Regions from separate parts of the Homo sapiens genome. Here region 2 is linked to region 1. The links are chromatin loops, found by intact Hi-C in ENCODE. Cell type or tissue: PC-9. All regions are shown on one strand. Links, peaks and the distances in the headings refer to the core of each region. The heading gives the core; the rest is flanking DNA. Region 1 holds the start of LINC03080 (long intergenic non-protein coding RNA 3080). Region 2 holds the start of LOC107984790 (a long non-coding RNA gene).

Region 1 (5,364 bases), core at 188-5,187:
GGCCTGCATACAGGGCAGTTGGTGGGTCAGGAATGGCCTGGTTCTAGGGACTAGTGCCTGCACCGTATCCAGTCACTGGCTGGAGTGGCTGGGGAAGGAGCGGTCTCTGTGTGAGCAGTGACTCCCGTTGGGGCAGCAGTGGGCAGCTGAGCCTTTTTGGGGCAGCAGTGGGCAGCTGAGCCTTGCTCCAGCATGTTCTTTGAGGAGATCCCATAATTCCCATTGGTTTCTGGGGCCCCCTTTCCCCAGAGGCCCCCAGACCTCCTAGCCCCCCACGCCCTCTGCCTGTGGACCCCTCACCCGAGCGGACTGCCATCCCCTCTGGTCCTGTCTGGCAGGCAGCTCCTGCTGCCGGGCCTGGGACCCACCTGCCAGGTGCTCCTTCTGCCCTCCAGCTGCCCAGAGAGGGGCACCCAGAAGCATGTGCAGCCTTGGTTCACAGGGAGTCCTGTGTGGGGCAGAAATGGCCCCCTGTGGGTGAGCTGGGACAGGAAAAGGCCGTGGAGATGAGGAAGGGACCCTGAAGACAGACCTGGCCTCGGCCACACTCATGCTTGGAGCTGGCTTGAGCCCTGTGGGGTGGGGTCAGATGGAGCCCAGATGCTGGCTGGAGGGTCCAGGTGAGCATGTGCCAGGCACAGGGGCAGCCTGGCCGGTTCTCAAGGGACCACGGGCAGCCGGACATAGCTGTCCCCGCCACAGCTGGGCCCAGCTTTTGAGAACAGTGACAGGAAACAGAGGCCTGGATGGGCAGGGCCCTCACTGGACACAGGCCTACCTCCTGGGAAGGAGGCCTGCGTTTGAGAAATCCCCTCGGCCTGGGAGGGTGGAGAGACAACACCCTGCGTGGGTGTTCGGCCTTCGGCAGCACCACGCCCTCCCACCCCCAGAGCTATTTCTGCAGCTTCCTGGCTTGGTTCCTCTTGCCCCACCCCCACCTCTGTCCCAGGTGAGACCTGCTGGGAGCAGAGGCCCTGGAGCCACATTGGGGCAGGGCCTGGGGAAGGGGGACACCCCCTGTGGAACAGCACGGACAAGGGGCCATTGCCAAGTCACAGCCAGGTTTAACCCCTAGGATTCCAGTTAAAATGGAAAATTTGGACTCAATCTGCCTCTCCCCGCTGAGCAGAACCTGGGGGGGCTCCAGCCTGTGGGCTCTGGGGGTTTCTTGGTAACTTCTCCTACGGCAGGGATGCCACAGAGCTTCGAGGGCAGATGCCACGTGTGGCTGCTCCTGTTGGCTGGAGGGGACAGGAACCTGTGACAGTGTCCTCTTTCTTCCCCAAGAGCAGAGCCGAGGACCAGGAGGTGCCACAACACCAAGGGGACAGGCCCCGCAGAACGCTGTGGGGAGGAAGACATGACGCGACAGCCTCAAAGCACCCGGCAGAGCTCTCGCCTCCTTCCCTGTGATTGCCAGTGTCCAGATGCGCAGTCGGTCAGCCCTGGGACTGCCCGAGTGTTGCCTGCACTCGGCAGCCGTGACCCAGAGCTCAGCTACGCAGCACAGGAAAAACAGGGCTGTCGTGGAGGAATTTGTGTTCTCATCACACATTCAGAAATTAATTTTTTTTAAGAACTTATACTTTTGGGCTCTTATAAACAATCCGTCTTCTAAAAGTCCGCCTGGGACAGGCTGGATAGCCTCATGGCCACCTATTTAAGTAAACTCCCCATCTCCATCATCACCCAGGCTCCTCTCTGCTCCTGCTTCCTTTTTTCTCCTAGCTTGCATTGTCAGTAACACAGTCCGGATTTGACTTATTTACCTTGTTGTCGTCTCTTCCTACCCTGACTCCCAGTAGAACAGAAGCTCGAGGAGGCGTGATGTTGCCTGTTGTTTACTCTGTATCCTCAGAACTTGAACTGTGCCTGACATGCCATAGGCACTCGATAAATGTTTCTGGAATGAACAAAAAGGATGCTTTCTTCAGAACACGGTGACGCTTTCCCAGCAGGGCTGGAAGGGCGGACGCTGGCATCCCCGTCGCTCCTAGAAGCCCCCCTGACAGGGTCTGCCCTGGGCTAGAAGCCGGTGCACCTCCCTTTCGGGTCCTTACCACAACCTGGGACATCTTGAGACTGGACCCCTAGATTGGTGGCAGGACCTGCTCCGAGCTGCCCAGCGAGACCTGGGCAAGCCGCCCCCACCAGCCCGGGGCTCCCGACCTCCTCTGTGCTCGTCCCTGCGCCCTCACGCCTCACCTGGGAGCTGATGAGACACACAAAAGCTCCAGCCCCACCCCGGACCTGCAGGGACCAGGGGATGCATTTGAACCAGGGATCCAGGTCAAACAAGTGCACATTGCAGTTTCCCATGCAATGCCCTGCCCACAAACGCCCCCTTCTCCCAAGCAAAGTGGAGGGCTTTGCTGAAGCCATCTCGATTCTTCCTCCCTGCAGCTACTAAAACACGCAGCGCTGGCAGCTGAGGGGCGCGGGCCTTAGCATTACCGCAGAAACTGTGAAGGGCAAACCTGGTAATTAGCCGGGGAGAGTGGGGAGGTGAGGCAGGCACAATGGGAAGGCGGGGAACGGCAGCTGTAATTGCAGGGTGTGCCAGCCCTGGGGACGCGCAGGGGGAGGGCATTAAGACGTGGAGGCAACCACCTATGTGTGAGCTCCCGTCGGGTGGGGGCCCACAGGGGCCGGCAAGGGAGGAGCGGGGTGACAGGATGCGAGGGAGATGTGAGTCCAGCCACCTCGAGCCTGAACGCAGCCTGCCCAGGTGTGCAGGCGGAGCCTCCCTCACTGTCCCCACCCTCGCTGGGTGACACCCAAGGGACGCTGCCCCAGGCTTCTTGGCCACTGGAGGGTGAGGCTTCCTGGAAGCTGTTTCCCTGTTTGCTGCATCTGAATTGGATCCAGAGAGTTCTAAGTCGTCAGAGTGAATTTCACACTGAGGCTCCCTGGCACCCTGGGGCTTCATGGCAGGGTGTGGAGGCAGCTTGCAGGGCAAAGAGGAGGCCAACCTGGTGGGCTTCCTGCCCCTGGCCTGACCCCTCCATCCCACACACCCTGACTTCAGCCAGGCAGCGCTGCTTCTGTTTTATATTGAAATTTCTGAATGAGATTTCATTTCAGGAATGAGGTCTCGTTACTTTAAAAAAGAGAGCAAGAAAGGAATTGATTCATCTGCTGTCTCATTTTATAGATGAGGAGGGAAGCAGCGTGCCCAGAGATACTTGGGTAAGAAGAGGCAAGTTCCGTTCTCCTTCTACTTCCTGGCTCCAGAGAAGGAAATGGCACATTTAGGGAGGACTCTGTCTCCTTGGGCAGATTCCCAGATTCCAGGGCATTTTTATTGTCCTAGAAAAATGATGCGGAAGCTGAGAATCAGGATACTTCGCTCCCTAGAAGACACACAGAGGTTTGAGAGGGAGCTGGGCTTGGCACCCAGGTTTGTGGGGAGCATTGGACCATTTGGAGTCCAGGGTGACATCACCCCACCCCTGCCAGCCCCTTCTGCTCTATCCTCAGCTCCGCTTTGTCCACTGCCAATCAGTCATTGCAGGGACAGGCGTCGTGCAGGGGGTGGAGCCCCCAGCAGCCCCAATGCTGCCCTCCTTGGCCCCAGAGTCCAGCAAGACTGGGCACAAAAGCATATTTGATTTCACCCATGGGAGGGCTTCAAAGGAAAGGGAAACCAGTTGGGGCCAGAAAGGGCTGAAACCTCCTGAGAGCTGCCACTCCCTCCTGCCCCCTGCCCCTGGGACCCCTACACCATCTCAAGCCCGTGAGATCTGATCCTCCCCTCATGTTCCATGATGAGACCCACTGCATCCCAGGCGCCTCCCCCGAACCCTCAGCCACCAGGCATGCTGACTTCTTTCACTCCCCCTCCCCGGCCAGGGCAGGTGCCCCCCGACCCTCCACAGAGGACCCAGTTCTGCCTGCAGAGAGATTCTCCTGCGCAAGCCCCACATTCGCTCTCCTGCGCCCGTGGGGGGCCCTGACAGCCCCTCTGTGGGGTGTGGACCTGGGTAGGAGGAGCCCCTGATGCTAATCTGAGTGTGACCTCGAGGTGACGGAACTTTTCTGGTTCTCCCTTTCCTCACACGTAAAACCAGAAGACGGTGCTGGAAGAAAGGTGACCCCCAGCCTGACTTCTGTGACCCCTGCTGTCCAGGGTTCCATCAGCATTTCTCAGCGACCGGACATTGCTGCACTGGATGCGGGGGAGTGGGGTGGGGCGCTGTGCCTAGTGACCCATGGGCCAGGGCCATGTCCCACGGCCACCTTTGTAGATGTTGCCAAGTCATATGCCAAGTGGGGACACTGCCCTGGGGTTGGCTCAGCATCCCTCCTCCCCTCTGTCCAGCACCCTTGCCTCTGGGGACTGTCTTCTGCCCCCCATGTACTTCTGGGGGTCTGCCAGGCCCAGCTGCCCCCGGCCTCATGCAGCGTGGGCGCATATGAAGAGAGCCCTTCCCTCCCTGGCACTAGGCTGAGAGGGTTGGCTCTGGAAGTCAAATGGAATGTCCCTTACTCCTGGGAAAGCTTGTCCAACACCGGAGAGTAAGGTCCACAGGCAAGCAAGGGTGGTGCTAAGTGAGAGACAGAGCACAGCCCCTCCACGATGGCGCGTCCCTGGGCCTCTGTAGCCTGCACTGGCTCTTGGCAGGGGCACTCTGGCCCTCCTTGCTGTCCGTGACCCAGCTCTCCCTGCCCGACCTCTCCCTGTATCCCTCCTCTCTGTGTCTGCCCAGGATGACTGACTGCCTGGTAGGGAGAGCAGCAGCTGTTGGCTTTTCCCATGTTCCCTACCTGGAGCATTCAGCACCACACCAGGGATCAGGCTGCAGTGTAGCCTGGGCATCAGGCAGCCAGGGCAAGAACCGAGGCTGGGGGAGAGGAGTCTGTCTGGGGTGCAGAGCTGGTGAGGAAAGCGGCTCCAACCCTATCTGGGGAGGCCGCCTGCTCCAGCCTGGGAGGATTGGGGCCCAGCACACTGGGGGTCTCAGCCCTCCAGGGACCCAGGACCCAGGACCCAGGGAGGGAGATGAGGTCAGCGCTGAGCAAAGGCCCGTAACACGAGGCAGGAGGATGTCGGCACCCGAGAGACCTGACAGCCACTGGTGACTCAGGGGGATTGGCTGGGCTGCCTGCAGGTTCCCCTGGGCACTCTCGCCCCTGTGGACCCCCTTCTGATCCCTGGTTCCTGGGCTATGCTGTGCTCCTGCGGGCCCCTCGGCAGGGCTTCCCTATTCCCTCCAGCTTTCTGTTTCCATGCAGAAAGTTCCCGAAGCCTGGACCAGGAGGGCTCAGCGCCAGGCTGAAGGAAACAAGGCAAGGGCCACACCAGCCTGTCCGCCCTTCCCGGGTTTTAAAGTCTGGTGCCTGGAGAAACATCAACCTTTGACT
Region 2 (5,364 bases), core at 63-5,062, 51 kb after region 1:
TTCAAGCGATTCTCCTGCCTCAGCCTCCCAAGTAGCTGGGATTACAGGCATGCGCCACCACGCCCCGCTAATTTTTGTATTTTTAGTAGAGATCGAGTTTCACCATGTTGGCCAGGCTGGTCCTGAACTTCCAGCTTCTCTTGAAAAGCAGGAGTGTCTGACACACTGAGCCTGCTTTCCTGCAAGGTAACAATTGCCTGTTGTTCAAGAGCAGCTGCCCACTGCCCCCCGGCCCCATGAAGGCTGAGGGCTGTCTAGTCCGGGGGTCCCTGCAGGCATTTTGGATTGGCTTCCATACCTGCCTCTCAGCTGAGGCCAGCTGAGCACACACAAAAGTAGACTCTGAAGATGGCCCGAGTTCCAGCCTCACCTCTGCCACGTATGAGTCATGTGACGTTGGACAAATCCCTCATCCTCATGGGGCCCTAACTTTCTCATTTGTAATGGGGGGTAATAGCAGTATTTACCTCAAGAAATAAGAGCTGTGAAGATTAAATTAATTAGAACAGTGCCTGGCACACAAGAATCACTAAAATAAGCTTAGCTCTCATTGCTTGACGTTTCCATAAACACTCAAGTGTCTGTCTAGAATGGCACCATAATTCCTGCCTCACGGGCCACAGAGTGTCTCTAGGGGCACAGATGAGCCCAGCTACCTGGGGGGTCCTTGCTGGGTGAGGGAGGGTCTCTGTGGTCCACCCTAGGCCTTGGAAGTGGATTTCCGTAGCTGCAGCACTGGGGCACACACGCAAGGGTATAGATTTGAACTCAAGAAATGGAAAGAGGCCAGGCGCAGTGGCTCATGCTTGTAATCCCTGCACTTTGGGAGGCCAAGGCTGGTGGATCATTTGAGGTCAGGGGTTTGAGACCAACCTGGCCAAAATGGTGAAACCCCGTCTCTACTAAAAATAAAAATAAAATTAAAAAATAAAAAAAAATTTAGCCAGGTGTGGTGACAGGCACCTGTAGTCTCAGCTACTGGGGAGGCTGAGGCAGGAGAACTACTTAAGCCCAGGAGGCAGAGGTTGCAGTGAGACAAGATAGCGCCACCGCACTCCAGCCTAGGTGACACAGTGAGACTCTGTCTCAAAAAAAAAAAAAGAAAGAAAAGAAAAAGAAAAAAGAAATGGAATGAATATTTATTCTTTGTCCTCACTTTTCAAAGAGTTAAAAGATGAAGCTAACTAAAGTAGAGATGTTGGCTGACATTCATACTCAAAGCCTCGTAAGAAGGGCCCAGGGCTTCCCTAATGACATACTTTAATGGCGTGAGGATTTTTTAAATGGACCCCAAAATAAGGCAAAAATAAACACAAAAAAGCCTCCAGCAGGGAGGCACGAAGCCTGAAAGGCAAATGGCATCCCTTCCTGCCCTCCTCAGCTCACGAGGCAGCTTCTTCCTGCCTTCTGAGTACAGGCGACTGACCTGCACACAGAGCACCTGGAGCCTTCTGACCTTCATGAAAGACTCTTGTGTCTGACCACCCCTCATCCTGGGAATATCCCACAGCCTCTAGGGGCTGCCTGCATCCCTGGGGACTCAGAGTGTCCATGGTGGACCTGAGGCCACAGCTGAGATTGTTGGTGGGGACATTCCTAGGGAGGGGTCTGTGCAGTGTGGGTGGCACATTAAGCAGGCAGCCAGAGGAGCACAAGGGTCGTGAAAAGAAAGGGGTGTTTTGGGGGCAGGAACAAATCTCCCCACCCTAGAGAGACGGAGCCCAGCCTGCGTTTGAACTGCATGCACTGTCTCCTCTGTATTTTACAGGAAAAGGCCATCCGTCAAGATTCAGCTGAATGAGTTCTTCCGATTCAGCCTCTTGTTCCTCCAGCTGTGCCAGCTTCTGCTTTGCAGGTCTTGCCAGGGTGAGAGGGTGTGAGTGTAGATCTACCAGCGCCCCAAAGACCTTGGAGCATGTTCTATAGGCTCCAAAGCCACCTCTGAGCAGGAATGGAGGGGAAGGCTGGGACCCTGAGGTGAGAGGAAGCAGTTAAGTCAACAAGCAAGATAAAAGGTGGAGCGGGGGCAGGGGTGGAAGACCAGAGAGGAAGGAAGTGCTGGGAGGAGAGGTGCCGTTTTTGTCCTTGCCATTTCAAGGATGGCAGGGAAGAGAAGGAGAAGAGAAGAGAAGAAGTTTTGCAGAGACTATGACGGGTGCCACGTCTAAGATCTTTAGGGGAAATGCCAGTGAAGAGTGGAATCCATTTCCGATTGCTGAACTGTGCTATGATATTTTGAATCCAGCACTGCCCCAGGCCTGAGCTGCAGGAGCCCACAGCTTCTATGGGACTACCGAGGGCTGGGGTGGAGTGAGGGGTGAGGGCAGAGACACTCCATGAAAAAGGGATCTGTCCAGCAAGGACCGATGAGATGGAGAGACTCAAAATAACCAAGCCTGGTCCTGCCTTCAAGGAGCTCACGTCTGGCAGAGGCGAGAGAAATGTTGGAGAAACAGATGTGAATCCCACAGATTCCCCGAGCGTGCAAATCCCTGGCACCACCCAGTCAGCCCCTTGCAGTTTCCCCAGGCGGGCAGCAGACACGCAGCCCACGTCTCTGAGGGCTGGCTGCGTGAGTGAACTGCCTTGAGGTCGCCTGGGCTCCCACGGACCCCGCCTTCGCCCTCTGTCCTCTTTGTGTGTTTCGTGACAGGAGGGACGTGCGACGTCCACATATTTTTCCTGGAGCAGGAGAGGGGTGGAGTCGGGGGAGGAAGGAGGTGGGGGCGGGAGAAGCAGGGGGCGGTACCCAGTGGTCTAAGCAGCCTGGGGGGCGGGTGGCTTGCCAGGGCGCTGGGCATGGCTGTCGGCAGGGACTGCAACATGTGCGTGTGGCACCCTGCCCAGGGGAGAAATCCGAAACAGCTTTCTACACGGAGCTGCTGCTCCTGCGTGCGGGCCCCACCCAGCTCAGAGCCAAACAGCTTAGGGAGCCAAGGGATGCCTTGAACCTTGCAGGGGACAGGAAGGAATCTCTCGGGCCAGGGTATTTGTAGCAGGTATAAAATTTATAATTAATATTCAGATGCTCAGAAATGTTAACTTTATTTTCTACCATTGAACTCCATTTGTTGGAGAGCCCCATTTCTGTTCAGTAGTGGAAAAATACAAACCTCGTCCATCCTGGAGAACGCAGTCACATCGAGTTTGCCGTTTAGTCCATTCCGGGGGTGAATTCAGTCTCTGGGAAGGGCTCAGTCTTCCCAGGAGGCATGTGAGAGCTTGGGAGCTCCATGTACAATCTTAGGAGGGGGCTGGGCCCTCTGGCTGGCAGGAAGTAAGCACCCTCCATTCTGGGATCCCCTAACCTGCTGGGGTCCCCATCCTTCCTCCTCCGGTGACAGAGGAGGGCGCTCACTCAGGCCTCAATTCTTTTACTCCACCCTCTCTCTTCATGCTCTTCTTCCAGCCCAGGAAAATGGGATGTACTGCATTCCTGTGTGGCAGGAAATTGCCCACATATTCTATCCTGCTCCTTTCCCATTCTAGAGCTGAAAAGCAAAACTCTCCACTCTTCTGCAGAACATGAAATAGTCTAATTCACAGCAGCAGAAAGGGGAATGAATGGCAGGGGCCAGGGGCAGGGGAGAGGGAAAAGGGGAGTGAGTGCTGAGTGGGGACAGAGTTTCAGTTTGGGAGATGAAGAAGTTCTAGAGATGGATGGTGGTGATGGTTGCACAACAATGTGAATATATGTAATGCCCTTGAATTGTACACTTACAAAATGGCTTGCGCCTGTCGTCTGGGCTACCCAGGTGGCTAAAGTGGGAGGATCTCTTGAGGCGTGGAGTCGGAGGCTGCAGTGAGCTATGATCAGACCTGTGAATAGTCACTAGACGCCAGTGGAGTTCAGTGTCTCTGGGAGAAACATAGCGAGACCCTGTCTTTAAAAAATAAATAAATAAATAAAATAAACATAAAAAATAATTAAAAAAAAATTTTTTTTAATTAAAAAAAAAATGGGGGTGGTTGCTCACGCCTGTAATCCCAGCACTTTGGGAGGCCGAGGTGGACGGATCGCCTGAGGTCAGTAGTTCAAGACCAGCCTGGCTAACACAGTGAAACCCCATGTCTACTAAAAATACAAAAAATTACCCGGGCGTGGTGGCGGGCGCCTGTAATCCCAGCTACTTGGGAAGCTGAGCCAGGAGAATTGCTTGAACCAGGGAGGAGGAGGTTGCAGTGAGCAAGAGTCAAAAAAAAAGGTTGAAATGATACATTTTATGTTATGTGTATTTTACTACAAAAAAACAAAGCTCATGTCCAGTCTCTTCGGCTTTGGTGCCTGATAGGTTAAAGAATGCTTCTGGAATTTACAAGACTTCTTCCTCTCAAGTACTTGGCTCTTAGAATTGAAAGACTCACTCTTGTTTCTGAAATGGGTTTCAGGAGCTTATCCGGGATGTCAAGAAGGAATGTTGTCACTTTCTCTTTGTAATCCAGCTATAATAATCTCAATCCTCCCCTAGCAAAACTGGGGGGAAGGTCACTGACAAGGAAGCATGAAAAAAAGAAAAATAATTAATTAGTCTTAAGTGTTATCTCCTATTTTCAACAACCATGCATTAGAAGTGCTGGATTTGTCAAGAGATTGGAGTTTCATCTGTTTCTAGGACTGCTTGAGGTATCGAAGTTTACATTTAAGGGTCTCATTGTGATTAGTTTTAAGAATACAGAGAGACAGCCATAAAAAAGGAATGAAATAATGGCCTTCACAGCAACCTGGATGGAATTGGAGACCATTATCCTAAGTGAAGTAACTCAGGACGTTCTCACTCCTAAGTGGGAGCTAAGCTATGAGGATGCAAAGGTATAAGAATGGCACAATGGACTTTGGGGACTCGGGTGAAAGGGTGGGAGGGGGTGAGGGATAAAAGGCTACATATTGGGTACAGTGTGCACTGCTCAGGTGATGGCTGCACCCAAATCTCAGAAATCACCGCTGAAGAACTTACTCATGTGACCAAACACCATCTGTTCCCCAAAAACCTATTGAAATTACATAAATAAATAAATAAATAGGTACTTGGAGGCAACAAAAAGAATACAGAGAGGGGTAAGGGGTCTGGTGGGCAAAGTGGCGGCAAATCTATTCATTTATGTACTTACAGCACCTCAGCAAGGCACCTGCTATCTTCTAGTGTGTATTTATTCCCTTCTGCTGCTGTAGCCAATGACCACAAACCTAGAAGCTTAAAAACACACAAATTTATTTTCCTACTGTTCTGGAGGTCAGAAATCTGAAATGGGGCTGGGCACGGTGGCTCACGCCTGTAATCCCAGCACTTTGGGAGGCTGAGGCGGGTGGATCACTTGAGGTTAGGAGTTCGAGACCGACCTGATCGACATGGCGAAACCCCATCT

Evidence for each region. A loop is a pair of places that touch in the nucleus more often than their neighbours do. Peaks named below come from ENCODE experiments on the same cell type or tissue, not always from the same donor. Only the 100,000 strongest peaks of a DNase experiment are listed, where the experiment ranks them.
Region 2: it touches region 1 in a loop (6-fold over the local background); 10 of 110 quality-filtered maps call a loop at or near these places.

Annotation. Positions count from the first base shown.
Region 1 is chr15:99,432,691-99,438,054 of GRCh38, forward strand. LINC03080 (long intergenic non-protein coding RNA 3080) reads right to left here and starts at 2,521. Exons shown (of 2, transcript XR_007064775.1): 1 at 2,478-2,521; 2 at 1-1,903. RefSeq lists enhancers at 485-1,684, 666-715, 726-925, 4,367-5,036. In PC-9, for the core only: no CTCF peak of the experiment used is centred there; a DNase peak (open chromatin) is centred at 2,721; H3K4me3 peaks cover 1,062 bases; H3K27ac peaks cover 686 bases.
Region 2 is chr15:99,483,871-99,489,234 of GRCh38, forward strand. It overlaps LOC107984790 (a long non-coding RNA gene), which reads left to right and starts at 2,848. Exons shown (of 3, transcript XR_001751711.2): 1 at 2,848-2,999. RefSeq lists a silencer at 2,759-2,808. In PC-9, for the core only: no CTCF peak of the experiment used is centred there; a DNase peak (open chromatin) is centred at 2,801; H3K4me3 peaks cover 935 bases.